Regions from separate parts of the Homo sapiens genome. Here region 2 is linked to region 1. Evidence: read pairs that join two places in POLR2A ChIA-PET (ENCODE). Cell type or tissue: PC-9. All regions are shown on one strand. Each heading gives the region's core, and the rest is flanking DNA. Links, peaks and the distances in the headings are about the cores only. Region 1 has its middle 12 kb from the start of EIF1. Region 2 holds the start of LOC105371773 (a long non-coding RNA gene).

Region 1 (15,892 bases), core at 7,368-12,367:
TCAGTGAATACGGTGTTAGATTGCAGTGAGGGAGACAGATATTAACTAACAGCCAAAATAAATAAGTAAATTACAGGGTGTAGGAGATGATGTCCTGGAGGGAAATGAGCAGTAATGCAGAAAAAGGGAGAGGAGGAAGACTGCGGGGAGGGGTACAATTCAAAATAGGGAGGTCAAGGCTGGGCACGGGGACTCACACCTATAATCCCAGCACTTTGGGAGGCCGAGGCAGATAGATCACCTCAGGTCAGGAGTTTGAGACCAGACTGGCCAACCTGGTGAAACCCCGTCTCTACCAAAAATACAAAAAATTAGCCAGGCGTGGTGGCACGCGCCTGTAGTCCCAGCTACTCGGGAGGCTGAGGAAGGAGAACCACTTGAACTCAGGAGGCGGGGGTTGTGGTGAGCCGAGATCACGCCACTGCACTCCAGCCTGGGCAAGGAGAGGGAAATTCCATCTAAAAAATAATAATAATAATAAGAGAGGTCAGGACAGGCCTCATACAAAAGTGCTATGTAAGCAAAACCTTAGACTTTGAGAAAGAAAGCCATGGAGATATCTAGAGGGAAGCTTCCAGACCCCAAGGTGGGAGCATTTCTGACATGCTCTAGGCCCAGCTGGGGGCTGGTGTGGCTGGAGTGGGGACGGAAGGCCAAGTAGTTGAGATGAGATGAGCAGAGTCACAGGCACTGGATCACAGGGGGCCTCCTAGAATGTGGTGGAGACTGTGGCTGCTGTGTCGAATGAAGGTGCCAGGGAGCAGGGACAGGAGTGAGACCCACTGGGAGATGAGGAAACTACTCCAATAGTCCAGGCGAGAGAGGATGGTGGCTCAGATCAGAGTGGAGCAAAGGAACCCTACACTGAACTGTAGGCTTGAAAATGATGTACAGGTGGCAAGAAGCAACGAGACACTGGAGCTAACACGCAGGGAAAGCCCCCAGACGTCCCAACAAACTGTAGTGGGCGGAGGAGTCAAGAATGCTATTACTGAGAGGATAGAGCTGCCATGAACAATGGGAAGGTTGTGGGCAGGAGCTGTTCAGTGGCAGGAGATTAGAGGTTCAGTCTGAGTCATATTGAGTTTGAGATGTTTATTAAACATCAGTGGGGGCCAGGCACGGTGGCTTATGCATGTAATCCCAGAATTTTAGGAGGCCAAGGTGAGTGGATCACCTGAGGTCAGGAGTTCAAGTCTAGCCTGGCCAACATGGCGAAACCCCGTCTCTATTAAAAATACACAAATTAGCCAGGCATGGTGGCACGCACCTGTAGTCCCAGCTACTTGGGAGGCTGAGGCAAGATAATCACTTGAACCCAGAAGGTGGAGGTTGCAGTGAGCCAAGATGGCGCCACTGCACTCCAGCCTGGGCAACAGAGTGAGACCCTGTCTCAAAAAAGAACTAAATGAATAAATACTGTTTTCCAACCCTGTGTGTTTTCATGCCCACTTTTGCACAGGAAGGAACTGAGAATCAGATGGGTGAAGGCACTTAGCCAGGCGGGAAGCTCCCAAGAGCAAAGCCCTGGCCCAAGGATCCTTGCCCCGGAGATGTTTCTGTGTGTTTTTTTGAGACAGTCTCATTCTGTCACCCAGGCTAGAGTGCAGTGGCATGATCTCAGCTCACTGCAACCTCTGCCTCCTGGGTTCAAGCAATTCTCATGCCTCAGCCTCCCGAGTAGCCTGAACAGAGATGTTTCTGGTTCACTGAGCTGCTGTGATTCTAACACCCCCTCTGGGGAGAGATCTGGAAATATAAACCCATGAGAGCTGAATTGAACTAACGTGCAACTTTAGGAATCTTTTTTTTTTTTTTTTGAGACAGAGTCTCCCTCTGTCACCAGGCTGGAGTGCAGTGAGAGAGCACAATCACAGCTCACTGCAGCCTCGACCTCCCAGGCTCAGGGGATCCTCCCACCTCAGCCTCCCAAGTATCTGGGACCACAGGCATGTGCCACCATATCCAGTGTATTAGTTCATTCTCATGCTGCTGATAAGGACATACCCTAGACTGAGCAATTTACACAAGAAAAAGGGTTTTTTTTTTCTTGTTTTTATGGGTTTTTTTTTTTTTTTTTTTTTGGAGACAGAGTCTTGCTCTGTCCCCAGGCTGGAGTGCATTGGCGTGATCTCATCTCACTGCAACCTCCGCCTCCCGGGTTCAAGCAATTCTCCTGCCTCAGCCTCCCGAGTAGCTGGGATTACAGGTGAGCACCACCACGCCCAGCTAATTTTTGTATTTTTAGTAGAGACAGGGTTTCACCATGTTGGCCAGGATGGTCTCGATCTCTTGACCTCGTAATCTACCTGCCTCGACCTCCCAAAGTGTGGGGATTACAAGTTTGAGCCACCGCGCCCGGCCAAGAAAGAGGTTTAATGAACTTACAGTTCCACATGGCTGGGGAGGCCTCACAATCATGGCAGAATGAGAAGCAAGTCATGTCTTATATGGATGGTGGCAGGTAAAGAGAGAGAACTTGTCCGGGGAAACTCCTCTTTAAAAAAACATCAGGCAGCCATAAAAAATGATGAGTTCATGTCCTTTGCAGGGACATGGATGAAGCTGGAAACCATCATTCTCAGCAAACTATCACAAGGACAAAAAACCAAACACCGCATGTTCTCACTCATAGGTGGGAATTGATCAAAGAAAACACATGGACACAGGAAGGGGAACATCACACACTGGGGACTGTTGTGGGGTGGGGGGAGGGGGGAGGGATAGCATTAGGAGATATACCTAATGCTAAATGACAAGTTAATGGGTGCAGCACACCAACATGGCACATGTATACATATATAACAAACCTGCACATTGTGCACATGTACCCTAAAACTTAAAGTATAATAATAATAATAATAATAAACATCAGATCTTGTGAGACTTATTCACTATCAAGAGAACAGCATGGGAAAGATTCGCCCCCATCATTCAATTACCTCCCACTGGGTCCCCACTATAACATGTGGGAATTCAAGATGAGATTTAGGGCCGGGCACGGTGGCTCATCTTCTTCATTTATCACATTGTTAAAATAATTGGGAGGCCATTAGACTGAAGCCACTCTAGTGCCCTGGGTTTCTTTTTTTTTTTTTTTTTTTTGAGACAGAGTTTCACTCTTGTCACCCAGCCTGGCGTGCAGTGGTGCAATCTCAGCTCACTGCAACCTCCACCTCCTGGGTTCAAGCAATTCTCTTGCCTCAGCCTCCCGAGTAGCTGGGATTACAGGCGCCTGCCACTACGTCTGGCTAATTTTTAGTGTTTTTAGTAGAGGCGGAGTTTTGCCATGTTCGCCAGGCTGGTCTCAAACTCCTGACCTCAAGTGATCCACCCACCTCGGCCTCCCAGACTGCTGGGATTACAGGCATGAGCCACGGTGCCCGGCCTTGTGCCCTGGGTTTCTATGTAAGTAAATCAAAACCCATCTCAGTATAGATGGGTTTAACTAATCAGAAACCACCACAAGTTACTACTAGCAAGGGACTTTCCATGCGAATAATCTGCATTTGAACCAATCAAATAGTTTCTTTGCTCTGCTTCAAAGTTTACCCTATACAATTTTTCCTTTATGCTCTGAAACACCAGAATCCCCCAGTCTGGGATTCATCCCCCAGTCTGCCTGATTCATGAATCACTGTCTGCTCAAATTAGCACTTTTTTTGTTTTGTTTTGTTTTTGAAGAGACAAGGTCTCACTATGTTGTCCAGGCTGGTCTTGAACTCCTGGGTTCAAGTGATCCTCCCACCTCAGCCTCCAAAAGTGCTGGGATTGCAGGCATGAGCCACCTCACCTGGCCAGCTCTTTAAAATTCTAATATGCCAGTTTATCTTTTTTTTTTTTTTTTTTGAGACGGAGTCTCGCTCTGTCACTCAGGCTGGAGTGCAGTGGCCTGATCTCAGCTCACCGCAAGCTCCGCCTCCCGGGTTCACACCATTCTCCTGCCTCAGCCTCCCAAGTAGCTGGTACTACAGGCACCCGCCACCACGCCCAGCTATTTTTTTGTATTTTTAGTAGAGACGGGGTTTCACCATGTTAGCCAGGATGGTTTCGATCTCCTGACCTCGTGATCTGCCCGTCTCGGCCTCCCAAAGTGCTGGGATTACAGGCGTGAGCCGCTGCACCCAGCGCAAGTTTATCTTTTAACACCTGGAATACTTCTGTTACCAGAAAGGGGTCCTGAGTCCTGATCCAGACCCCAAGAGAGGGTTCTTGGAGCTACTGCAACAAAGAATTCAGGGCAAGTCTACACAGTAAAGTGAAAGCAAGTTTATTAAGAAAGCAAAGAAATTTAAAAATGGCTACTCCATAGGCAGAGCAGCCCCAAGGTCTGCTGGTTGGTTATTTTTATGAATATTTGTTGATCTCATGACAAATATAGGGTAGACTGTTTATCAGTTTTCTGGGAAAGGGGCAGGGGTTTCCTGGAACTGAAGGTTCTTCTTCCTTTTATACCATATTGGGCAACCTCCGGGCATTGCCATGGCATTTGGGAGTGTCTTTTAGCATATGCTAATGTATTATAATTAGCATATAATGAGCAGTGAGGATGACCAGGGGTCACATTCATTGCCATGTTAGTTTGGGTGGGTTTTGTCTGGCTTCTTTAGTGCATCCTGTTTTATCAGCTGGGTCCTTGTGTAACTACTGTCTTCTGCAAGAATCTATTATTATCTGATATATTATCTTTTTTTTTTTTTTTCAGACGGAATCTCGCTCTGTCGCCCAGGCTGGAGTGCAATTGCTCAATCTCATCTCACTGAAACCTCCGCCTCCCGGGTTCAAGCAATTCTCCTGCCTCAGCCTCCCGAGTAGCTGGGACTACAGGCACCCGCTGCCACGTCCGGCTAATTTTTTTGCATTTTTAGTAGAGACGGGGTTTCACCGTGTTAGCCAGGATGGTCTCAACCTCCTGACCTCGTCATCTACCCACCTCGGCCTCCCAAAGTGCTGGGATTACAGGCGTGAGCCACCGCGCCCGGCCTCTAATATATTATCTTTATCTTTAAAGCAAAACTCACACTAAGAATGCTCTAAGAATGCTTTTTGTTGTTTTTGTTTTTGTTTTTGTTTTTGTTTTTGTTTTTGTTTGAGACCGGGTCTGGCTCTGTCACTCAGGCTGGAGTACAGTGGTATGATCTCAGCTCACTGCAACCTCCATCTCCCGATTTCAAGCAATTCTCCTGCCTCAGCCTCCTGAGTAGCTGAGATTACAGGTGTGTGCCATCACGCCCGGCTAATTTTTTGTATTTTTAGTAGAGACGGGGTTTCACCAAGTTGGCCAGGATGGTCTCAAACTCCTGACCTTAGGTGATCTGCCCGCCTCAGCCTCCCAAAGTGCTGGGATTACAGGCGTGAGCCACCGTGCCCGGCCTTGTTTCTTAAGGTATTGGTACATCAGGACATTTCCTGGGTCTGTTCATTAAACACGATTAACTTGTTTGTTCCCTTAACTGTAAATTTTTTTGTTAAAAAAAATCAGTTCAAAATAATCCTTATGCTGAAGAAGTATATTTGGGGCAGCATATTCCGGTCTATGGTCATATTTTGGGGTGGCATATTCTGATCTCCTACAATTTAAAGGTATAATTTAAAAATAAAAATAAAAATTTCAGCCAGATGCAGTGGCTCACACCTGTAATCCCTGCACTTTGGGAGGCCAATGTGGGCAGATCACTTGAGGCCAGGAGTTCAAGACCAGCCTGGCCAACATGACAAAACCCTGTCTTTACAAAAAATAACAAAATTTAGCCAGGTGTGGTGGCGCACGCCTGTAAACCTAACTACTCAGGAGGCTGAGGCAGGAGAATCACTTGAACCCGGGAGGCAGAGGTTGCAGTGAACCGAGATCACACCACTGCACTCCAGCCTGGGTTACAGAACAAGACTCCATCTCAAAAAAAAAAAAAAAGAAAGAAGGAAAATTTTGGATGTTTCTAACCCCTCCTGCTCTCTAGAGGTTCTATAAACCTGCAACCCTCTTTTTTTTTCCCCAGTACTGAAATAGGTCTTGGCTGTACACATTTGGGGGCAAGCAGGGAGCAGGGATAAACTGACCTGCAAAACCAGAGACAGAAAAGTTGAAGGTCTGCAACTGGGAGGGGATCAAAGGAGGAGATGAAGGAGCCAACAAAACAGGTTCTAGATGGGAGAAAGCAACCCCCATAGAGAGGTCAAGAGGGATCTAAGCAAGTTAAGACTTTTGAGATATGGGGTGTGTGTGCATTTGTGTGTGTGTGTGTGTGTGTAAATGCCCTCCCCCACCTCTTTCAGGGGTCACTGAGTAAAGTTTACATCACTCACACTGAAGCTGTCCTCACAAGTTTGACAAAAACTCTGGATAGGAATACAGGTATAATTAAGCATTAATCGGGCTGCTCTTTGGCCCAGTTCCTTGTAACCTAAAATCACCTAACACTCAGTACTGAACATCTGCATTTCCATGTTCCTACAGATAGGATCTCTGACATTAGAATCATGAGACTTCTGTTTAAGAATTGCTGAAGATGGCCAGGTGTGTTGGCTCATGTCTATAATCCCAGCACTTTGGGAGGCCGAGGTGGGTGGATCACCTGAGGTCAGGAGTTTGAGACCAGCCTGGCCAACACAGAGAAACCCCATCTCTACAAAAATACAAAAATTAGTTGGGCATGGTGGTGCATGCCTGTAATCCCAGCTACTAGAGAGGCTGAGGCAGGAGAATTGCTGGAACCCGGGAGGCGGAGGTTGTAGTGAGCCCAGATTGCATCATTGCACTCCAGCCTGGGTGACAGAGTGAGAATCTGTCTCAAAAAAAAAAAAAAAAAAAAAAAATTGCTGAAGATGTTTCTCCAATCCTGAATTCCAATGGAACAGCTGATGCCAACCAGTTTGAAGGTTCCCACGGAGTAATCAAATTAGCATAAGAATGCAGTTTCTTCATTTCCCTGTAGGTGAATTCACCTTGCACCAATCAATGATCAGTTCCCTCCAAAACCCTTAAAATTCCTAGCCCCAAACTCCTCAGGGAGATGGATTTGAGGTTTCCTCTGGTCTCCTCATTCAGCAGCCCTACAATTAAGCCTCTTTCTCTGCTACAACCCAGTATCTCAGTTACTGGCTTTCCATATGCACATCGAGCAATAAACCTACTACGGTTATAACTTGTGTTTTAAGTGAAAATGAATTCTTTGGGGAGACTGTGAAGAGCTGCCGAGGACTGCACACAGACTGACACAGCACAGAGCAAAGGGAGCCTCAAAGAATTTGGTGTCTTCATAAATCTACACAAAACCAGATGGAAAGAGGCCAGAATGGGTCCTGGTCATCTCTGGGTGGTGACTGATTTAACAGGTGATTTTTTGGTTGCTTTGCGACTTTTTAATTTTTTATGCAACAGGCATTGCGATATTGAGATATGATATGAAAAGTTGTTTGATATTGGTCCCCAGTTCCTGGCACAGAGCCCTAATGTAATATAATAAATTAATATTTGTCTTTTGTCCCCAGCTCTTGAAATATCCCTGGAGCAACAAAAGTTAAAGGAACATCTTTTGTTATCAAAACAAGCCTGTTTCAACCACACAGGAGTTTAAGTTAATGAGTGACTTTTGGAAAGCCCCTAAGGAGGGGGGCTGGATGCCAGGGGAACCAAGCATGTGATTAGAGAAGTAGAACTTTCAGCCCCACCTCCTGGCCTCTGGGGAGGGAAGAGAGGCTTGAGATTGAGTTTAATCACCAAGGGCCAATGATGTAATCAACCATGCCTACATAATGGAAGCACCATAAAAACCCAAAGGACCCATCAAGGTGTTGGGAGGATGGTGCACCCGAAAGCACGTCAAAGCTCCCCACACTTCTCCACACCTCACCCTGTGCGTCTCCTCCATCCTGCCAGGTTTGTTTTGTTGTTGTTGTTGTTGTTGTTGTTTGTTTTGTTGTTGTTGTTAAGAAGGAGTCTGGCTCTGTTGCCAGGCTGGAATGCAGTGGAGCAATCTTGGCTCACTGCAACCTCTGCCTCCCGGGTTCAAGCGATTCTCCTGCCTCAGCCTCCCAACTAGCTGGGACTACAGGCACCCGCCACCACACCCGGCTAATTTTTGTATTTTTAGTAGAGACAGGGTTTCATCATGTTGGCCAGGATGGCCTTGATCTCCTGACCTTGTGATCCACCCGCCTAAGCTCCCAAAGTGCTGGGATTACAGGCGTGAGCCACCGCGCCCTGCCTGTTTTGAGTTTTGTTTTGTTTTGTTTTTTGAGACAGCGTCTCACTCTGTCTCCCAGGCTGGAATGCAGTGGTGCGATCTCAGCTCAGTGTAACCTCTGCCTCCCAGGTTCAAGCAATTCTCCTGCCTCAGCCCGTTGCTGGGATTACAAATTGCTGGGATTACAAGTGCCCACCACCACACCTGGCTCATTGTTGTAGTTTTAGTAGAAACAGGGTTTCACTGTTTTGGCCAGGTTGGTCTTGAACTCCTGACCTCAAGTGGTCTGCCCGCCTCGGCCTCTCAAAGTGCTGGTATTGTAGCAATGAGCCACTGCACCCAGCCATCTGCTGTTTTTTAGTTGTATTCTTTTATAATAAGCTGTCAGCCTGGTAACTCAACTGTTTTCCTGAGTTCTGTGAGCCATTCTAGCAAACTATCAAATCCAAGGAGGGGTTGTGGGAACTCCTGATTTATAACCATTGGCCAGAAGCACGTGAAGCGCAGACTTGTGGCTGGCATTGCAGTGGGACAGTCTTAAGGAATTGGAGGCTGCAGTGAGCTATGATCACACCACTGCACTCCAGCCTGGGCAACAGAGCAAGACCCTGTCTCTAAAAGTAGATAGATAGATAGATAGATAGATAGATAGATAGATAGATAGACAGACAGATAGATAAAATTTTAAAATGAAGTGGGGTAGTATTGTAGAGTTAAGCCATTAACCTGTATAGTCTTGCAATAGGAGTTCCACAGGACTGGTTTTGCAAGGTACAGGTCACGAAGACCCCTCTGATAAAACGAGATGTGGTAAAGAAGCCAGCCAAAACCAAGATGGTAATGAAAGCGACCTCTGGACTGGGCGCGGTGGCTCACGCCTGTAATCCCAACATTTCGGGAGGCTGAGGCAGGCATATCACGAGGTCAGGAGATCAACACCATCCTCACTAACACGGTGAAACCCCATCTCTACTAAAAATACAAAAAATTAGCTGGGCCTGGTGGCACGTGCCTGTAGTCCCAGCTACTTGGGAGGCTGAGGCAGGAGAATCGCTTGAACCTGGGAGGCAGAGGTTGCAGTGAGCTGAGATCGTGCCACTGCACTCCAGCCTGGGCGACAGAGCAAGACTCTGTCTCAAAAAAAAAAAAAAAAAAAAAAAACAAAAAGAAAGCAACCCAACCTCTGGTGTCCTTACTGCTTATTATATGCTAATTATAATGTATCAGCCTCGTGGTCAGCAACCCATTTTTGGGTCCCCTCTCACTGTCGAGAGCTTTTCTGTCCCTCAATAAATTCTATTCTGCCTTACTCACTCTCTGCTGTCCATGTACCTCATTTTTCTCAGTCATGGGACAACAATTCGGAACTCATTGAACTACGGGGGTAAAAGAGCATAAAAACTTCTTAGTAATTTTCCACCAATCTCCCTACCCTGTTCCTTGGCTATAAATCCCCAATTTTCCCTATTGTAGAGAGAGTGAAACCCAGTCTCTCTCCTCTGCTACAAAACCCCAATGTAATAGCTCCCCCTTGAATAAAGTCTTCCTTCATCTTTAACAAGTGTCATGAGTAATCTTTTCTTTAATGCCACACTGACCTGGGCAGGACATTCAGCACCTCCCCCAAGCTCTGGGAAGGGAAACCAGCAGTGACTACAAGGATGCCTGTATGGGGCCCTGGACCAGACCCAGACAATCTTCCAGGGCAGGCACCCCTTCCAGGTTAGGGGCACAGGCTCTGGATCTGAATTCCAGCCATGCAACTTACCAGCTGTGATCTTGCAAAAATGATTCCTCTCTATGATTCAGTATCTTTGTTACCAACAAAGCTGGTCCCCAGAAAATGGAGCCTTTCCCCGTTTGGTGTTACAAATCAATATGCAAAACTGAAAGTGAATGTCAAGCAGTGCAGGCTTTAGATTAGACGGTCATGGAATTGAGAAGTGGGAGCTTGGGCTCGGCTCCTGAGAGCCAGGAAGTCACAGATATAGGGCACCTTTAATGAAAGGGTTGGATATTAAAAGTAAGGGGAGGAATATTCATTTCTTTTCTGGGAATGGGTGGAGAACTCCTTGAAACTGGAGTGCCGTCTTCCTTTTTGTGTTTTTGTGGTTTCTTCCGGTCTTAGTCACAGTGATTGTTAACTGTCATGGTGCTGGTGGGAGTGTCACTTAGCACAGAAATTAGTTATAATGAAGTTAGAGGTTCTTCAGAGGTCAAGTGAGCTGCCTTGGATCCCACAAGTCTTAGCCAGTTTGGTCAGAAGGGGGAGCTTTTGACCTCAAGCATCCTGTTTCCTAAAGATAAGCAGAATTAAGGCAGGGTAGAAATTCACCTATGTCACACAGGCATTACACTGGGTAACATCCTCATCTGTAAAAGAAAATAACAATTCTCGCCAGGCACAGTGGCTCACACCTGTAATCCCAGCACTTTAGGAGGCCAAGGTGGGCAGATCACCTGAGGTCAGGAGTTCAAGACCAGCTTGGGCAACATAGCAAAACCCCATCTCTACTAAAAATACAAAACTTAGCCAGGCATCATTGTGGGTGCCTGTAATCCCAGCTACTCAGGAGGCTGAGGTGGGAGAATTGCTTGAACTCAGGAGGCAGAAGTTGCAGTGAGCCAAGATTGTGCCACTGCACTCCAGCCTGGGCTACAGAATGAGACTCCATCTCAAAAAAAAAAAAAAGAAAAGAAAGAAAGAGGGAAGGAAGGAAGGGAAAGGAAGGAGAGAGAGACAGAAAGAGAGAAAGAAAGAAAGAAAGAGAGAGAAAGAAAGGAGGGAGGGAGGGAGGAGGGAAGGAGGGAAGGAAGGAAGGAAGAAAGGAAGGAAGGAAGGAGGGAAAAGAAAGAAAGAAAGAAGAAAAGAGAAAAGAAAAGAGAGGGAGAGAAAAGCAGGAGGAAGGAAGGAAGGAAGGGAGGGAGGGAGGGAGGGGAGGGAGGGAGGGAGGGAGGGAATTTGTTTGAATCTTATGTTGTGTGCTGTAATGAGATTGTCCACAGTAGCACTGGCCTCCCAGACCCTCTCCAAATATGCACGGCACATCTGAGCTCCGGAGAGAATTGGGGTGCATGCCCCAAATGCTGGCCTCCATCAAGAAAACAGATAACCCCTTTATAAGAGCACAATCATCCCAGAGGTTCCTCGCTCAGGAAACCTGGTCCCTCTTGGGTGGCCAGGCAGCCCAGCAGGAAGAGGGCCACCACCGCTATCCTGCCAGGTCTCTGTCTGCAGAAGGACTAATGAGCTTTGTCAGGATTCCATGGGACAGGGTGTGAAACACTCAGCTAAGCTCGTAGCAAGAGCTCAACCACTGTAAATTTCACAAAATAAAAAAAAAAAAAAGACCGTACAAAACTCCTCTCAGGAAGAGTTTTATCTATGGTAGAGGGACAGCTGCTAAGCTGTTTGGGGCAAAGGATGAAATCGATGCCCCCCACTGCCCCGGTGCATGCTCAGGTGGCAGTATCTGTCTTGGGCTAGGCAAGTGAAAAGAGGAGAGAATTTCACCTTGTTGGCCCAGGAAGGGACACAGTTTGGGTGAGTGAATACTCAATAAGCCACTTGAGCAGGAAAAAGTTCCCTCGACATCCTTGGCCCGGCTTTGGTACATATGACCATCACCAAGCTGTCTTCTAAACTGGGAGCAGGGAGAGAAATATGCAAGCTCACAGCAGAGCTAAATCACTGGGAACTAGAGATGCTGGAGGCGGGGGCAGGAGACAAAGAAATGAGGCAGGTGGTGGCAGAGAAGGCTGGAAAGAACAGCCGTTCCTGTGACTAGGGCCTGCCATGTGTGTGCCAGCAGGCTCGCTTCAGCCTAGCATCCTGCTGAGCAGCACTGTCCAGTAGGAATAGAACGCACACCACACATGCAACTAAATAGCTCCTGGGGGCTCCCAGGAGCCACGTTTCTTTAAAGTAAAAAGAAACAGGTGAATTTAACTTAATAGTATATTTTATTTAATATAATAGATCCAAAATATTCTTATTTTAATAAGTAATTCATATAAAAAGTATTGTGAAGGCTGGGCACAGTGGCTCACACCTATAATCCCAACAATTTGGGAGGCTGAGGCACGCGAATGGCTTGAGCAGAGGAGTTTGAGACCAGCCTGGCCAACATGCTGAAACCCCATTTCTACAAAAACATACAAAAATTAGCCGGGCTAATTCGGTAATGTGCGCCTGTGATCTCAGCTACTCAGGAGGCTGAGGCAGCAGAATCGCTTGAACCCAGGAGGCAGGGTTGCAGTGAGCTGAGATTGCGCCATTGTACTCCAGCCTGGGCGGCAGAGCAAGACTCCATCTCAAAAACAAACAACAACCCGGGTGCGGTGGCTCACACCTGTAATCCCAGCACTTTGGGAGGCCAAGGCGGGCAGATCACGAGGTCAGAAGTTCGATACCAGCCAGGCCAACATGGTGAAACGCCGTCTCTACTAAAAATACAAAAATTAGGCGAGCGTGGTGGTACACACCTGTAATCCTAGCTACTTGGGAGGCTGAGGCAGGAGAATCACTTGAACCCGGGAGGCGGAGGCCACAGTGAGCCGAGATCGCACCATTGCACTCCAGCCTGGGCAACAAGAACAAAACTCTGACTCAAAATAAATTAATCAATTAATATAACATAATATAAAGCATTGTGAGACTTTACAGTTTTTTTTCATGCTCATTCTTCAGAGCCCTGTGTGTTTTTACACTTACAGTGCATCCTCATTCAGACTGGCCCCATTTCCAGGGTTCAGAAGCCACAGGTGGCTTGTGGCTGCTGTGGCCCTTTGAGAGTTAGAATTAATTTGGGGAAGATGGGTGGGTGCAGAAGAGAGGGGAGGCTGCCCAGAGAGGCACCTCCAGGTGACATGTGCTTGGGGCCAGAGCTGCACACTGGGGACAGCTGAGTGTTGGGGGGTGTGCAGAGGTGTGGCTGAAAGGGGATGAGCAGTGTGTCCCAACTGGTGAGGGTTGTCACCACACGGCACCAGCCCTCTCTGCGTTTCCTCCTGTCCTCTCACAGTGAAAGTGAAGGACTTGATGAGTCTTGCTGCTCGATTACTGCTGGATGAACTCTTGGAGACAGCCCTTATATGAGTTACACTAGTTTAAAAAATGAAATGAAATGAAATGAAAGGAGGGCTAGAGGACCTATGCCTAGGTCCAAGGCAGACTGCTCCACCCAAACACACCTGTAAGCTTGTCCCAGGAAAGTGGCCAGATCTGAACTGATTGCCATCAAACATGTCTAATGCTCTTCCCTCCATCTGGAACATCCACCTGCCCTCAGCTAGAGAACACCTCCTTCAGTGCCCGGTCAGAATATAGAACCCCTCTGTGCACCTGTGTCTGGCACCTCCTCCACGCTTCCTGGGCCCCTGGTTCCTTGGAGTGCTGTCTGAACCCTCGCTAGGCTGTGATCTCCTTGAGGCCCAATGCCAGGCCTGGCCTTCTCCACCTCCCTAGGCTGCACTTTGTATCCTCTCCCACCCACCTCGGCAGTTGAGTCCGCAGTTGGGCCACCTGGATGGCCCTGCCCGGGGAAGAGGAACCAAGGGCTCTGGTCTTTATCTCCCTTCCTAAATGAAGTTTCCCCCCATCTATAGGAGCTCCTGCAGGACTCCCTGAAAAAGGAGGAAAGAGAGGAGGGGAAGGAGTGGGAAGCAGGATGGGGAAGACAGATGCTCTGCCAGCAAAGAGGCAAAGAGGAACTGAGCCAAGTCCCCACCGTGGGTTGGCATAAGTGGGTCCCTGGCAAGGGGAGGGAAAGTAAGAACAAGAAGAAAGGCTGGCCGGGTTGGGAGGTGGCGGTAAAATATAACCGCCATACACACACAACACACACTAGCCATAAGGGTACAGCTCAATAGATTTTTGCCACCTGGATCAAGAGGAAGGTCATTTCCAGCACCCCATAAGGTTCCCCCATGTCAGGCCGGGCGTGGCGCAGTGGCTCACGCCTGTAATCCCAACACTTTGGGAGGCCAAGGCAGGCAGATCACTTGAGGTCAGGAGTTCGAGACCAGCCTGACCAACATGGTGAAACCCCATCTCTACTAAAAATACAAAAATTTGCAAGGCGTGGTGGTGGGTGCCTGTAATGCCAGCTACTTGGGAGGCTGAAGCGGGAGGATCACTTGAACCCGGAAGGCGGATGTTCCAGTGAGCCAAGATCGCACCACTACACTCCAGCCTGGGAGACAGAGTGAGATATCATCTCAAAAAAGAAAAAAAAAAAAGTTTCCCCCATGTCCCTTCCCAGCATCTACCCTAGGCAGGTTTGAAGAATTGATGTATTGCCAGCAGAACCCCAGCTGATGCCCGACCTGCACATCTCATCATTACCCTGTGCAGGCTGCAGATCAAGCTGCAACAGGCCCGGGTCTCCCTCCTTCTCCAAGTGGTAAGAACAGCAGCCTTCATTCACTGGGACCTTCTATGTGCATGGGAGCGGGGGAGGGGGAACTATTCTAGTCACTTACATACGTGGGTCGTTAAGTCCCAAATAAGGAATGCAAGAAATGTGGCATTAATTGGACTTTCTTTAAATCAAGTGAGATCCTTGCCAATTAACATCCCACTGGGCTGCTCAGAAATCCAGCCTTGGAAATGACAGGGGCTCCAGCCCTCCCCAGGATTCTCTCTCGCTCACAAGGTTTTCTAGAGCACCAGAGCTACAAGGAGCCCCTAGACCAGATCATCTATCTGCCTTGGTTACCATGGAGATGTCTATTTTCCCAGAGGGTGCAATCCCTTCCTGGAGGGAGATTCTGCTGCTTCCGTGCCACGTTGGTGGCCTTGGAGAATCTTATTGAGGTCGAGGGTCCCAAGGTGTCCTACACAGCCATGCCCTTGTCACATCCCAAGGAGATCACCATGGAGAGGTGCCCACCTCTGTCCCATCCTCATTCAGAGGGGCTCACTCCTGTCCCCTGCTGCTCTCGGAGGCTCTCTCTCTCCCTTCCCCTCTGGGAAACTGGTATAATCTATATAGTGGTTTCATAACTTTACATTTTTATCCGGCTGTACATAGTCTCCTCTTTAAATCCCCTCAACAGCCTATGAGAAGGGCATTATTGTCTCTGTCGTACAGAGGAGAAAATGCAGGCTGGGAGGGGCTAAGTCGCCCAGGCAACAAGATGGAGATGATATTCAGATACAGACACTCCAGAGCCTGTGCTTTGTACCCTGCCCTTGGCTGCCCAGGTGACAGCATCTCAAAGCCAGGAGCACACTAATAAAGAAGCCAGCATTAACAGCAGGCATGCATGCCACTTTCAAACTAATTACTCCTGCCTCCATGATTACTCCTCAGGCTCCTGGGGCTGGGGTAACCTCCCACACTGGAAGGTAGACTTCGGAAGACCCTTCTGGAAATGCTCCCAACTTGGGAAAACAGCGCTTCAGACTTCAGACCCAGGAAGAGATCACCCAGTGCTCCTTTTATGGGGCATACAACTGAAGCCAAGAGGTAAACCAGGTCACCCACAAAGCTGGTGGCAAGTCAAGAACTGAGTCTCAGGCCTGGTGCGGTGGCTCATGCTTGTAATCCCAGCACTTTGGGAGGCCGAGGTAAAGGATTACTTGAGCCTAGCAGTTCAAGACCAGCCTGGGCAACATAGTGAGACCTCATCTCTACCAAAAATTTAAAAAATTAGCTGGCTATGGTAGCACATGCCTGTAGTCCCAGCTACTCAGGAGGCTGAAA
Region 2 (15,892 bases), core at 3,512-8,511, 1.2 Mb before region 1:
AAACCAAGAAATGGCCGGGTGCAGTGGCTCACGCCTGTAATCCCAGCACTTTGGGAGGCCGAGGTGGGTGGATCACGAGGTCAGGAGATCGAGATCATCCTGGCTAACACAGTGAAACCCCGTCTCTATTAAAATACAAAAAATGAGCCGGGCGTGGTGGCGGGTGCCTGCAGTCCCAGCTACTCGGGAGGCTGAGGCAGGAGAATGGCGTGAACCCAGGAGGCAGAGCTTGCAGTGAGCCGAGATCGCACCGCTGCACTCCAGCCTGGGTGACAGAGCAAGACTCCATCTCAAAAAAAAAAGAAACTAAGAAATGTAATTTCTGACTGAGTTTTTTTCTTGTAGAGAACCCACATTACTCATTCATTCAAAATACATTTATTTGGCTGGGTGTGGTGGCTCACGCCTGTAATCCCAGCACTTTGGGAGGGCACACTGCCGAGGTGGGCAGATCGCCTGAGATCAGGAGTTTGAGACCAGCCTGGCCAACATGGTGAAATCCCGTCTCTACTAAAACCACAAAAACTAGCCAGGCATGGTGGTGGGCACCTGTAATCCCAGCTACTCGGGAGGCTGAGGCAGGAGAATCTCCTGAACCTGGGAGGTGGAGGTTGCAGTGAGCTGAGATTACGCCACTGTACTCCAGCCTGGGTGTCAGAGTGAGACTCCATCTAGAACAAACAAACAAACAAATAAACAAAAAACAACAATTTATTGAGTGCCCCTGCATTCAGATGTTAGGATATAGAGATGAATGGGACAAGGCTCCTGCCCGCAAGGAGCACACTGTTCATGGGGGAGTATGACTCATAGACAGAAAGGCCCCCAAATCTCAGCCTGGTGCAACCAAGAGGCCTACAAAAGGCTGGAGCTGAGCCATCTTCTGTCAGCGTTAGTCGTGTGTGGATACGGAGCGCCTGAAATGTGGCTAGTCTAAACAAAGATGTGCTGTGGGTGCAAAATACAATTCAGATTTTAAAGACTCAGTATGAAAAATTATATGAAATATCTCAATAGTAATTGAATAATTTTTTTTTTTTCTAGAAATGCAGTAACATTATGTTGCCCAGGCTGGTCTCAAACTCCTGGCTTCAAGCTATACTCCCACCTCGGCCTCCCAAAGGGCTGGGATTACAGGCGTGAGCCACCATGCTTGCTCAGTAATTTTTTATATTGATTGTGTGTGGAAATGATGCTGTTTTATAGATACTGGGTTAAATAAAAACATTATTAAAATTAATTTCCTCTGCTTCTTTTTACTTTTTAAGATGTGTTTTATTAGTTTCTCGAGACTATCGTAACAAATTACCACAAACCTGATGCTTTAAAACAACAAACATTTATTCTGTCACAGTCTGGAGCCTGAAATTGGACAGAGCCATGCTCCTTTCAGGGATTGAAAGGGAGAATCCATTCCTTGCCTCTTCAAATTTCTGGTGGCTGTCCTGGAATTCCTGGGCTTGTGGCCACATCACTCCAGTCTCAGTCTGTGTCTTCACATCTCCTTCTCCTCTTCTGTCTGTCTAATCTCCCTTTGCCTCCCTTTTATTTTCTTTATTTTGAGAGAGGGTCTTGCTTTGTTTCTCAGGCTGAAGTGCAGTGGTACCATCATGGCTCACTGCAGCCTTGAACTCCCAGGCTCAAGCAATCCTCTTGCTTCAGCCTCCTGAGTAGGTGGGACTATAGGCACATGCCACCACACCCAGCTAAGCTTTTAATTTTTTTGTAGAGATGGAAGTCTCACTATTTTGTCCAGGTTGGTCTCAAACTCTTGGCCTCAACTGATCCTCCCACCTCAGCCTCCCGAGTTGCTGTGATTACAGGCCTGAGTCGCCACGCCCAGCTGGACACTGGGTATATTTTTTAGCAGCTGTTTTCTAACATCCAGTGTTCAGCTTTGTGGGCATGAAGAGCTTGTTGCTGAAACAACTTCCTGAATCAGTTGTGATGATGGTTCTTGAAGTCCACAGACCCTGAGCGGCTTCTGATTCTTTTATTTTTTTCTGAGATGGAGTCTTACTCTGTTGCCCAGGCTGGAGTGCAGTGGTGCGATCTCAGCTCACACTGCAACCTCCACTTCCTGGGTTCAAGCGATTCTCCTCAAGCCTCCCGAATAGCTGGGACTACAGGTGTGCGCCACCATGCCCAGATTTTTTTTTTTTTATATTTTTAGTAGAGACGGGGTTTTGCCATGTTGCTAGGCTGGTCTGGAACTCCTGACCTCAAGTGATCCGTCTGCCTCGGCCTCCCATAGTGCTGGGATTACAAGTGTGGGCCACTGTGCCCAGCCACTCCTGATTCCTTACTCTCCTGATGGTACCAGAGGGCAAGACTCCCAGGTGGGTTGCTCGGCCCCTGTGTTCTGGGAGCTATTCCTGCAGTGCAGCTTGCTCCTCTAGCCCTCTTGATCATTTTCTAAGGACAGAATACTGCATGAAATTCCTCTCTGCTTACACTAGCTAGTGTGGCTTCTGTTTCTTGCAGGTGACTGATGAGAATGGGTGGGGCCAGGGTATAGACTGGCCTGAGCAGTGGGAATTTTCTGTGGTGGGCAGTGGAGATACACGGGGAGCCTTTAAGCAGGGCAAGGTCAGGGAGGGAATGACATGAGCATATGTGTGCCTTAGGGAGGTTCTGTTGCTTCAGGGAGGTGCTGAGCCCCCTGAGAAGGTAGCAGAGGTGCAGACTTCACTGCTTTCTGGGAGTCCCTCTTCTTTGGGGTTAAGACAGACCCAAAAGATTGGAGAGAGATGTTCTTTGCCTCAATGGGGCAGGTCATTGACTTTGAGTGTTTAGCCTCCTGAGCATTCTAGGCTTTATTTGCAACATGCAAATCTAAAATGAATAGCAGGGAGGACTTTACAGTACAGAGGATAGTGAGAATTTTGGTAACCAAAAACCAGGCTCAGGATCAAGAGAGAACAGAGCAGGTAAAAGCTCGGCACTGGCGCTCTGGGTGTCTGAATTCACACTTAGTCTCCATTGCCAATTTACTGTGATACTCCAGGAAAGAGAGTTACCCTTTTAGGGCCTCTGAAGTCCCTCTGAGAGGGAGGAAAGTTTTCCTCCTCCTGTTGTGTAGGAGGGGTGAGGGGCAGTGGCGAGAGAGGTCCTTCTTTTTCCAGGGGAGGAGATGATGTTCTTTCCAATGGGGCTGCTCTCAGGTCTTATGCTTTTGGACCTCTGACCCCCCTAGCTATAAAATGCACATGCCTGGCCGGGCGCAGTGTCTCACACCTGTAATTCCAATACTTGGGGAGGCTGAGGCAGGTGGATCTGAGCCTCAGGAGTTTGAGACCAGCCTGGGCAACATGGTGAAACCCTTGTATCTCCTTAAAAAAAAAATTAGCTGGGAACAGTGGTGCCTGTCTGTAGTCCCAGCTACTTGGGAGGCTGAGGTGGGAGGATCACCTGAGCCCAGGTAGGCTGAGGCTGCAGTGAGCCATGATGGTGCCACTGCATTCCAGCCTGGGTGACAGAGTGAGACCCTATTTCAAAATAATAATAATAATAATAATAATAATAATAACAACACATGCCTGAAGCTCTAGTCAATGGCTTGCCTCTGCAGGGCAGGTAAAGTCCAATTCAGGAACATCTTTATTATGAAGGCTTACATCCAGGTCAGGGTGACCCCATTCATTCTCCAACCCCAGAATGGAGGGCCCCTCAGGCACTGCCGCATCCTCAGACTCAAACTCTGTTGTTCACACATCCCATCGGTAAAAAATGTTGAGCAGGCAACCTAACAACTATTTGTTTATAAATTACAGATATATAGGCCAGGTGTGGTGGCTCACGCCTATAATCCCAGCACTTTGGGAAACTGAGGTGGGTGGATCACTTGAGGTTAGGAGTTCAAGACCAGTCTGGCCAATATGGTGAAACCCCATCTCTACTAAAAATATAAGAATTAGCTGGATGTGGTGGTGCACGCTTGTAATCCCAGCTACTTGGGAGACTGAGGTGGGAGGATCACTTGAACCCAGGAGGTGGAGGTTGCAGTGAGCCAAGATCATGCCACTGCACTCTAGCCTGGATGACACAGCGAGACTCCATCTCAAAAAAAAACCCAAAAACATTAGGTACGTGGAACTTTACAAATTATATACATGAGCTATATATACATAAATATATTAGTATTTACATTACAAAAATATATGTACATTATAAAATATGTTATGCTCATTATACGTATATGTGTAAACTATATTATATACATTCTAAAATTTTAAATAAAGATGAAGAAAAAATACATTGAATCTTTTTCAATGATATATTTAAAAGTAATTTTATGGCATCTCATTTAATTAAAACCCTTTTGTTCTCACAATGAGAGCAACGTGATTGAATATGCTTGTTTATTTTTGAAACTCCTGGTTTGTGAAATCTGAAAACACTTTGTGGAACAGTGATTTGAATGTCTCATTCTAAATTCAGTTTATTTCAATATTCAGTTTTAATGGTTGTCACAGCTGAAAAGAAGGCCTCACGAAGATACCTAGATCCAGACGGATGGGGTGCATTGTGGGCTCAGCTCATTAAATCATGACATTAATTTTCAATTTTCAATTTCATCCACCAATTATGCAAAGGTTTTGTTCAAAATTGGCTTGCAAATTTCCATCTTCTCTCATGTCAATCAGTTGTTCTTGCAAAGAAATTGGAATATGTTGCATTATAATACTTTCAGCAAATGGCTTTTAAACCCACTCAAACTCTTCATTTAGAAGATTTTTAAGCAAATTAAACATTTCTTTTTTAGTTCGTTGTTTGAAGGGCAGATATGAAGGATCTTGGGAACACATGAGGTTTTCAGCCACAAAATCATGTAACAATAGGAACACTTTCAAACCTTATTTTCAAATGCTCTGTCATATTCTTTTCCTTCCCCCACAGTTGCTTCCTTGATAACTTGGCTGCACTTCACCTTTATCCTGATGAAAAGAGATTTCATTTTTGGAAATCTCTACTGTAGCACTCAATAGGCAATACTTGTTCTTCCTTTGTGATATGGCAAATGAGGCGATCTTCTACTATTTTCTTGCTGTTTCTTTGCAGAAATCTTTTTAGGCCGTTTATCCTTTTTTTTTTTTTGAAGGAGGGCTAATTTAGTTTGAATCAGGCAGTATAAACTGGGATATGCAGACATCAATATGTCACAATACATTGAAAGTGAGCAACAGAGTGAGAGTATAGCCCTCAAGTTCTCTGCCTGATGGAGTGACTAATTCAGGGGACATAATTGGCCAACAAACAGACTGAGTGAGGGTGCCTAGGTCAATCTGTATGTTAAATATTAGTTGACCTGAATTTATTTATTTATTTATTTTTCTCTCTTTTCTTTTCTTTTTTTTTTTTTTTATTTTGAGACGGAGTCTCGCTCTGTCGCCCAGGCTGGAGTGCAGTGGCGTGATCTCGGCTCACTGCAAGCTCCGCCTCCCGTGTTCACGCCATTCTCCTGCCTCAGCCTCCTGAGTAGCTGGGACTACAGGTGCCCGCCACCACGCCTGGCTAATTTTTTGTATTTTTAATAGAGACGGGGTTTCACCGTGTTAGCCAGGATGGTCTCGATCTCCTGACCTCGTGATCCACCCACCTTGGCCTCCCAAAGTGTTGGGATCACAGGCATGAGCCACTGCACCCTCCCTCTTTCTTACTTTTAGATACAAATACATGTATATGAATTCTAAAATTTTCTTTCCACATTCCGCAGTACTTTTGGAGTATGTATGTGCAACCTCATTGGACTGACAGGTGAGCTGAGGCTTAGTGTGGGGGTTGCCTATGGGCTCCATTGCCAATGGGGTGATAATGCCAGACTGAAACTCAGGTCCTTGCCTTCCACGATCCTCCCTGGACCCTGACAGTGTGGATGTGGAGGTGATGCAGGGTAGCCTGTGCAAGCCCCACCCCTGCATAGGGTCCTGTGGTCCTAAGAATACCTGTCTCCCTGGACTCAGGGCCAGAACCTCAACATCTGCTCTGCTCTGTGCTCTCTGGGGAGCAGCACCGGGTGAGCCCAAGAACAGGTGTGGTTCTGATTAGAATGACCCTTTCTTTTCCCACTCCCTTCCTTCCTCACGTCAGAGCCAGGCCTCTCAGACCAAGTCTAGATCACCGTGACCAGGGGTAAGTTATGTGGGCCTCTCAGAACCAAGGAAGTTGTTCTTGGCTTTGGGACATAATTTGCTGATTTGTACACCTCAGTTAGATCTGAAAAGCAAATCAGCCATCTGTGCCCAGAAACAGATAGGCGGGGGGCTGGGCACTGCCGTCCTTGGGCTTGCCCTCCTGGACCTCTCGCTGTCCTTGGAGGAGGGGAAGTGCAGGGCTGCTCTTGGAGGCATCGGTACCTGTGCAGCAATGACCCAAGCTGCTGGACCGTCTGTCCAGACGCTGGCCAGGAGAAGGGCATCCCCGGCCAGCTCGTGTGCGATCCTGCATGGCCCTAGGCCCAAGGTGAGCTCATGGGATGAGTCAAGCCTCCTGCTGAGCCTGGCAGCTGAGTAAGAGGACATGCTGTGCTCTCACACCTCCCTGGCCCCACCGCGGCATGCCCACCTTTGTCTTCCCTTCTGGGGTTTGGCTTGTTGTCACTGACAACATGGGGCAGCCCTTTTGCACACGGCATCCCTGGAGCCACGTGTTAACTGTGAGTTAATAAATGGGTGTTGTTTTAAGCCACTAAATCTGTGGTCATTTTTTATATAGAAGTAGAAGATGAATACATACCATAAGTCTAAATATTCAAAAGTCATAAGTCAAGCTTACAAACTGTTAATAAAATATGTTCTATCCATCTACCTTGATTTTTTTTTAAAATAATGACTGTGAAGGCCAGGGTCAAAATCATAATTCTCTGACAACTAGGAGTTCTGTGCCAGGAGGTAGCTGCCTGGGGAGGGCTGGCCCCTGGATCCCAGTCCCTCGCTGGTGGTCTGGTCCTTTTACCTTCTCATTCCTGGCTTCATCCTGCACCAGAAGTTGGGGGACAGAAGAGCCTGGAGAAGCCAAATTCTAACCGCTCTCCTTCAAACAGCTATCCCTTGGGCCCAGGGTGTGACTTGCTTTGGGGAAATTAACCTGGAGAAGAGTTTCAGGGCTGTATGGGCAGGAATACCATGGTCCTCCATGGGCAATGCATGGTCTAGAAGGGAGGCTGTGGTTCTGGTGACATCCACTCGGACCCACAGATTCTTCATTCTATGGGGGTGACCAGAGCAGAATTCCTCTATAGCCGGGGACCCAGGCCAAGGGCCTTTCATTTTGTCCTTTTATTGTAGTAAAATATGTATGACATCAAATTCACCATTGTGAATTTAATACATTCACAATGTTGTGCAACCACCACCTCTATTTCGGTCCAGAACATTTTTATAGCCCCAAAAGGAAACTCTATACCTATTAAGCAGTCACTCCCATCTCCCTCTCCTCCAGGCCCTGGCAACCACTAATCTGTATTCTGTCTTTATGGCTTTACCTATTCTGGATAGTTGATATAAATGGAGTCACACACTATGCAGCCTTTTGTGTCTGGCTTTTTTCACTTAGTATAATGACTTCAGGTTCCTCCATGCTGGAGCTCATTTCAGCAGCTCATTCCTTTCTAAGGCAGAATAACATTCCATTGCACGGATAAACCGTATGTCCAGGGGCCTTTCCTGCCAGGATCAAAGATGGTATTGGGCTGGGGCTTGGGAGAGGTCAGCTGGTGACTTTACCTCTTTTTCTTTTTCTCCTCCATGCCTCTTGGGGTTTGTCACTTTAGAATATGCTGCTGAGGCTTGGGGACCCAGGGAGACAGCCTGTCTCACCATGTCCCCTAGTCTTTGCAACCTGATCCTGAATCCTGCCTGGCGGTGGCGACAACATCAGACAGAGCTGGAGCTGGTGTGACCCCATCCCAGGAGGATGCTCCTATTTCGGGGATCCCAGCTGTCTCTGGTCAGGGTGCCTCAGCAGAGTCTAGGAAAAGCCAAAGCCCATCTCTGGTGACAGCTCTGAGGTCCGACAGTGGGGAGAGGTGGTGGGTGGGGGGAAGGAGTTGGGCTTGCTCAACTGCCGTGCCTGTAGGGCGGAGGGAGTCCATCCTGGCACGGGGCACAGCAATCGGACCCAAGCCCAAAGAGATGCTTAGCTCTTCACTTGTGGAGCCTATTTTCCAGAGAAATTTAATTCCACATTGTTTTTTCTCTGCTCTGCAGACGCCTCGGAGTTCTGTGCCAGGAACCGAGCTGAGGAACTCAGCTGAGGAAACCACGGGAATCTCATTTGAAGAGGAATTTGGCCCCTGGAGCCCCCTCCCCACTCACTGGTGGGAGGGTGCCAAGACTTCAGTCGCCGCCGCCACACCAGCAAACCCCAAACCACAGGAATGCAATGGGGTCACCTGGGGACAGAGGGAGATGGATGGACAGCGAGTAGGCAGTGAGCCCTTGGGCCTGCATCGCATGGGGTCTGCTATTTTGTGACAAAAGCACTGGACTTGGTCCCCAGGCCTCGGTGTGGATTCAGGCCTCGGTGTGGATTCAGGCTTGCCACTCGGGTCATGGGGTCTTGGGTGGTCACGTCTGTGGCTAACCACGCTCACCTGGCCACTCTGGCCTTTGGACCAACTCGGGCAAGGAGCTGAGCTTGACGGGGAGGGAAGCCACGGATTGGGGTGGACGGAGGCGGTGAGTGAGAGTAGAGTGTTCTGGTCTCCAGGCTCTGCAGGCTGAGCAGGGGAGGCACCCAGCACTTGTTACCCAGGGAAAGGAAACTATGTCGATAATGATTTGTCAGCTATGGGTCAAGGACTGCTCCAGGCACTTTTTTTTTTTTGAGACGGAGTCTCGCTCTGTCACCCTGGCTGGAGTGCAGTGGCGCAATCTCGGCTCACTGCAAGCTCCGCCTCCCGGGTTTCACGCCATTCTCCTGCCTCAGCCTCCCGAGTAGCTGAGACTGCAGGTGCCCGCCACCATGCCCGGCTAATTTTTTAAATATTTTTAGTAGAGACAGGGTTTCACCGTGCTAGCCAGGATGGTCTCAATCTCCTGACCTCGTGATCCGCTCGCCTCGGCCTCCCAAAGTGCTGGGATTACAGGCGTGAGCCACCACGCCTGGCCCGCTCCAGGCACTTTATATAATACATTGCATTTCTCCTTACGGTGGTCCTCTGGTGTGGCTGGCATCATTCTCTTTTATAGACAAGGAAACCAAGAAAGGAGAAGGGGACTCCCCTAGAGTAACAGGTACCAGGGGAGGGGCTGGGCAGAGGGTGGTCATCCCCGAATGCTGAGTGCTCCACACCATGCCACTGGCCCCCGACTCAGTCCTCAGACTTGTTCCTTGGTGAGATCACAGTTGAAATAATAGTTTTCTTCCCCTTAACTCCTCCTAGTTAAGAAAGGAATCATAGTATTTTTGAGCTGGAATGGACTTGGGTACAAGTTACCATTTTACAAACGGGAAAATTGAGGCTCAGAGAGGAGAAGCAGCTTTTCCATTTGAATCTTCAAATGAGATTCCCGTGGTTTCCTCAGCGGAGTTTCTCAGCTTGGTTCCTGGCACAGAATTCCTAGGCGTCTGCAGAGCAGAGAACAAACAATGTGGAATTAAACTGCCCTGAAAAATAGGCTCCTCAAGTGAAGATCTAGAAGACCTTCCTGACTTTTATCACCCAGGAAGATAGCAGATCTAGCTCCAGATGCTCTCTGGCCATTTGGGCCACATGGGTAGAATCCAGGGTCCCTGAGGCCAAGGCTGTCTTTAGTGCCCAGTGGGACAGAATCTCCTTGCTCTGCCCAGGTTCCACACCTGTCTGTTGGTGTGACCCTGCATCCAACCTGAGAGGCCACTGATGGTTTGGTGCACCCTGTCCCCACTATTATAACCCTGCTGGGAGGGTTCAGGAGTGCCATGTTGGTAGATGAAGCACTGCTCTATTTTGTCCCTCACCTTAACAGGCACATGTCACCTGTACTTGGTGGCTCTATCCAGCAGAAGGAGAGAAGGTGGGAATGAGTGTCATCGTGGTTCAGACACTGTCCAGTGGGGTCACCTTAGCTTAGTCACTTCATATATGGAGGGATTCCTGGGAGCAGGCTCTGTGCTAAGGTGCTGGGGAAACAAAAATAAAATAATGTCCCTGTTCTCAAGGAGGAGCTCACAGTCTAGTGGAGAAGGCAGACCTGCAGTTTAACGATGGCTATTTCATGATGTCCTTGCTCTGCCGAGGAGGAGGTGAGCAGCACAGTGGGAGCACGGAGGGAATCAGGACCTCCGTGCTCCCACTTGCTAGAGGAGGCAGGGCTGAGATACAACGAGAAGGGTTATTTGCCAGGTGGACAAAAGCAGAGGTCATTGAGTTTAGAAAGTGGGTTCAGGTTGGGTGCAGTGGTGCACATCTGTAGTCCTAGCTACTTGGGAGGCTGAGGTAGGAGGATCCCTTGAGCCCAGGAATTTGAGGCTGCAATGAGCTATGATGGTGCCACTGCACTCAAGCCTGGGTGACAGAGTGAGATCCTGTCTGAATAAACAAACAAAAAGCAGCAGACTCAGCAAGTGCAAAGGAATGAACATGTGGCAGGGAAATGTGGAATAACTTGGAAGAGTTGGATAATACAAAGTGGCATGTTGGCAATGATGGTGCGGGGATGTTAGGCTGGCGAGGCATTGGGAAGCATGAAGGATTTCAAGCAGGGGATGGACACAACCAGATCTGTGTGTTGGAAAGTCTGCCTGGGCTGCCCCACAGAGGGCATGATGGGGGTGGGGAGGACACCTGGAAAGCTGATACCATGATCTGGGTGAGATAGGGTGGGGTAGGGGAGTCACCCTAAGGCTGGGCAGTGAGAGAAGTAACAGGATTGAGGGATTGTGCTTAGCTGGTTTGGGCTTGAGTGACTGGGTAATTGGGGGCACCATCCATCCCAGTAGGGAAACAGGAGGTATGTAGGTTTAATGGTGAGGATGGAGATGCATATGCATTAAGTTTGAGGACCTGATGATTTGAGGTGCTCATGGGACATCCAAAGTGAGATGTCTGAGGGAGAGCTGATATAAAGATTTGGAGGCCAAATAAAAGTTAGGGCTGTAGTTTGATATTTGGGGCTCATCATCCTACATCAAATACAGATGAGTTAAGGGGCCACAGAATGCTCTGGAAGCTGCACAGGATGACTTTGGTGCCCTGTGCATCCACCGTTGGCATTCGCTGTTCCCCTGCATGCTGAGGCTTCTGCCTGCATCCCTGCAGTTCTGCCAGAGGCCTTCTCTGCAGACAGAAGCAGGCTGTCTGTCCTGTGCATGGGACAGGTTAGGAGTGTTGTGGAGTTGATGACCCCAGGAGCAGCCTTCAGCCAGTGACAGATGCGAACTGGATGATGAAAACCATCTTTACTTCCTGTAGGTGTGTTCTGCCATCTCTCAGGGGCTTCCAGTGGGATTGCGTTTGAGTTCCCAGTTGCCCACAGGGGCTTGTCAGTCCTCCTCCATTGGCTTCCTCCCCCTTTCTGTGTCACTCTTCCATTTCCCTACAGTGCTTCCTGGGATCACCTGCCAAGTCAATGAATCTCATGCTCATCCTTGTCTCAGAGTCTGCTTCTGGGGAACCCGTTCTAAAACACTGGTTTCCTTCAGTAGGATGTGCGTCTGCATTGACTGCTTCCTGTCTTGATTGCTTCTTCATGTTTCCAGCATGTCTTGACTCTCAACTGGCCTGGAAGTGGCTTCAGGGTGTTTTCATCTCTGTGTCTCCAGCACCAGGATGCCAGGGGAAGGGATTCCTCAGCAAGCGGTTGTTGGATATATGAATGAATAAACCCACCAGTGGCTTCTCATTGCTTTTAGGATCGAGACCCAACTGTTCAATAAGCTTCACAAGGCTCCTTCCCACCTCTCCACCTCCACGTCCCGCCACCCTCCCCCACCCTCTGATGGTGCGTGTGGCACATGCCGGTCTCTGCCTGACTGCTCCTTCGCCAAGCCATCCTCTTGACACAGTACTAGTTCACACCTCCTCCCCCATCCTTCCCTTAGCACTCCTCCATTTCCCACTCCCCGCCCCCTTCTCAGAGAACTCAGGCATCCTCTCTGCAGCAAAGATGTCCCTGACCACCGTCCCCAGCCCAGACCAGTTGGGGCCCTACTGTTCTAACCTCCTGTAGCACTCTGTGTATTTCTTCATGCTCCCTATCATTGACTTCGGTTATGAATTTTTTTTTTTTTTTTTGAGACGGAGTTTCGCTCTTGTTGCCCAGGCTGGAATGCAGTGGCGCGATCTCGGCTCACTGCAACTTCCGCCTCCTGGGTTCAAGCGATTCTCCTACCTCAGCCTCCTGAGTAGCTGGGATTACCGGCATGCACCACCACGCCTGGCTAATTTTTTTTTGTATTTTTAGTAGAGATGGGGTTTCACCATGTTGGTCAGGCTTGCCTCGTACTACTGACCTCAGGTGATCCACCTGCCTCGGCCTCCCAAAGTGCTGGGATTACAGGTGTGAGCCACCATGCCCGGCCTTGGAATTATTTAAATAATGCTTAGAATGATGTTTCTCAAACTTTTCTGATTATGAACCACAGGAAGAAATACATTTTATGCCAGGACCCAGTTCACGTAATACATGTATAACTGAATGCTTATCCTCACTGCTTGGGCTACACTAATATTTTCTATCCCATTCTGTATTGCATTTAAAAAAATGCTGGCTGTGACTCACTAAATGGACTATAGGCTGGCAGTTGGGAAAAAGGTCTAGACAACAAGATAGATGCCTGCAAATTCAGGAGAGTAGGGACTTAATTCACTTGTACTCACTGCTGTCCCCCAGGGCACTGCACAGTGTCTGGCACCCAGAAAGGTGCTCAATCAATATTTGTTGAATGACCATATGATAGGAACAAATATGTATGAATGAGTGAATGAATTGCCTGCCCCACCCAGACAGGAAACTGTGGCTTCTATCAGATTTTGCTGTTACCGAAAAATACCAGCCCACTTCCTGTGGCTTTGATCTGCAGCCTTAATTCTAAACTGCCCTGCCTCAGCCAACAGCTATCTGCAGCTCATTTCCTGCTTTCTGGCCATCTTATCTCTGTCTTCAAGCATTCCTCAGCTTTCTCTTTCCAGGTAAGTATACCCAGAGCCCCAGTTCTTCCTCTTGCAACTTTGGCAGCACAGGGTGGGGCTGCCCTTTTGGGCCAAGTACTATCCCAGATCTCAGGCTCCTGGGGTGTGGGGCCTTTCTGGGTCAGGCGTGTCCTTCTGATTCCAGCCTCCTGGGGGGCAGGTGCTAGGGCTGGGCCTGGGCATCGGTCCACATCCTGTTGATGGTCTTTGGGACAGGATGGGGGATGAGGATGGAGGGTAGACATTGATGAAATAACCATGCAGATGTCTAATTATGGACTGTGAAAGAGGCTATGAAGGAAAAGTCAAGGTTGCCTTGAGAATGTGTAACAAGGGACATGCCTATAGGGGATCACGGAGAGCTGCCTCAATTAATCCAAGATCTGAATACAATAGAAGCTAGCCAGGCAAAAAGGGTAAAGGAGAGAGAAAGAACTTGCAGATGGAAGAGACTGCAGGTGCAAAGGTCCTGGGGTAGGAGTGAGTGATAGCGGTCCTGTTGAGGAGCTGAAGAAAACTCAGTGCAGCTGGTGGACAAAGACAGAAGGATTTACAACAAGGAGGCCAGAGAGGCACCTAGGGGCCAGCCCCAGTGCACCAGCTTAGAGGTTTTGGATTTACCTTGAAAACAGTGGGAAGCAACAGAACATTTGTAGAAGCGTGATGACATTGTGTTTGGTTTTTTTAATTTGTTTTTGTTTATCTATTTTTATTTTTATTTATGTATTTTTGAGACAGGGTCTCGCTCTGTCGCCCAGGCTGGAGTGCAGTGGTGCTATCTCAGCTCACTGCAATCTCCACCTCCCGGGTTCAAGAATTCTCCTGCCTCAGCCTCCTGAGTAGCTGGGACTACAGGCACATGCCACCATACCCAGCTAATTTTTTTGTATTTTTAGTAGAGACGGGGCTTCACCCTGTTAGCCAGGATCGTCTCAATCTCCTGACCTCGTGATCTGCCCATCTCGGCCTCCTAAAGTGCTGGGATTACAGCAGTGAGCCACAGTGCCCGGCCCTGTTTTGGTTTATTTTTGAGACAAGGTCTTCTCTGTCACCCATGCTGGAGTGCAGTGGCACGATCATAGCTCACTGTAGCCTTGACCTCCTGGGATCCAGCAATCCTCCCAAGACATTGTGTTTTGCAAGATCCTCTGGATGTGGTATGGCTAAAGGGTTGGGGAGCTGATCAAGTGCAGAGGGCAGGAGCCTAGGGTGGTGGTGGTGGAGATACAGGCACATGACTGGCTTTGAGAAGTACAGTACTTAGTAAGTACAGTCCAATATAGTCCAATACAGTAGAGTTGAATTTGTCCATTCAACAGTGTTAAACACCATGACTCTAAGGACCAGAGAGCCAGGCTGGGTTCTGCCTTTAGGCAGCTCTCAGTCTTCTGGGAGTGCAAGTTGGAGGCAGATTGGCCAGGCTGAAAATGCAAAGTGCTCAGGGATGTTCAAATAGCAAGCATGCCTCCTGGAGTGCATGCCCAGAGGAAGAAGGAGCACCTTCAGTGGGTGCTTTCCTGCAAATACTGTTTGAGTTCCAGGCAGAAGAGAAAACAGGGTGCTGGGAGAGGATTCATTAGGGTCTCCTTCCTGACTCCTCACCATCATTTATAGGACTTTTGGCTACAGGGATCTTCCCTGCATTTCACCGGGGCCTATAGTAGGGCTGAGAGTGTGAGAGGGAACAGGGGTCTCCCCAAGTGCCTGGGGCAGCGAGCCTTGTAGGTCAGGTGAGGGTGGCATCCAGACTGGGCTCTCACTCTCCTCTTCCTGCCTCTGACTCATTTTCCTTGGAAGTGCATTCCTCTGTAAACCTGATTACTCATGGAGTCTCCGCCCTCCACCTGCAGGCCTGCGCCCTTCCCTGAGGTGTCTCAGTGAGCAAGCCTGAGCCCCCACCCCTATCCCTGCATCCCCATCCCCAAGTAGGGCCTGGGTCTCCCCCTTGGAGTGGGAGCTCCCTGAGGGCAGGGCAGGTATGTTTCTTTGCTTGGCGATTAGGGCTCCTCCAAGGCCTTGAGGAGGGTTTCTCACCCACAGGCTTGTTGCCAACCACCCTCCCGCCACCCCTCTGCCCCTCAAAGGGCTCTGAGGGATCCTCCTGTTATATGGAGTGGCAGGTTGTGGGATGGGTTTGTGGGGCTCCTGCTGAGGACTGTCTAGAGGGCTTCACACCCTGGCTGTGGGGAGTATACATAGTCCCTGAGGGTGCTTCCCCATCAGAGCCCACTCTGTCCATTTCATCCAAAGAGCCCCAGGTCGTACTCTCTGCTGTGACTGGAAATGGGGCCGGGTTTAAGGGACTGCTGGGGGCTCATGGAGGTCAGCTTGTGCTCTCCAGCCTGGCTTTCCTGACTCCCGAGGGCACTGACAGCAGTGCTGTCTCCTGACAGCATCTGGCTCCCTCCTCTGCCCCATGCCTGGGCTCCTGGGTCTGCTTTATAGACCCGCAGCAGAACTGCACAGAGAGGGTAAGAGCTGCCTTCTAGTCAGCAGAAGTTCAGTTGGAAAGAGACTCTGCTGACCAGCACCAGGGCATCAGGGGCAGCCCCATGGTTGGTCCCCAGGGCTGGGAGCTCACAGTCACCTGCTCCAGTCCCTGCCTTCCTGCCAAGGGGAGGACCCTCTCCAATGTGAGCTGGGACCTGAAGCAGGAGCCTTTCCTTGCTCTGGTCTCACTACACTTTGGTGTCCACCCAGCCTCCTAAGATCACATCAAGGGGCTCTTGGGAGAATAGGACGCCTGCTCCCCCCACCTGCCCCCTGCATCCCAGCACT

Evidence for each region. ChIA-PET counts read pairs that join two places held together with the same protein. Peaks named below come from ENCODE experiments on the same cell type or tissue, not always from the same donor. Only the 100,000 strongest peaks of a DNase experiment are listed, where the experiment ranks them.
Region 2: POLR2A ChIA-PET joins it to region 1 with 8 read pairs; 2 of 35 experiments call an interaction of 5 or more read pairs at or near these places.

The regions. Positions count from the first base shown.
Region 1 is chr17:41,668,919-41,684,810 of GRCh38, forward strand. No RefSeq gene overlaps it. Among named protein-coding and RNA genes, the nearest start is that of EIF1, 12 kb to the right of the region's middle. RefSeq lists an enhancer at 9,806-10,035 and a silencer at 13,101-13,180. In PC-9, for the core only: a CTCF peak has its summit at 10,469 (motif pointing right); DNase peaks (open chromatin) are centred at 9,613 and 10,333; H3K4me3 peaks cover 892 bases; H3K27ac peaks cover 2,598 bases.
Region 2 is chr17:40,503,936-40,519,827 of GRCh38, forward strand. LOC105371773 (a long non-coding RNA gene) reads left to right here and starts at 13,010. Exons shown (of 4, transcript NR_188623.1): 1 at 13,010-13,114. In PC-9, for the core only: no CTCF peak of the experiment used is centred there; DNase peaks (open chromatin) are centred at 6,556 and 8,326; H3K27ac peaks cover 759 bases.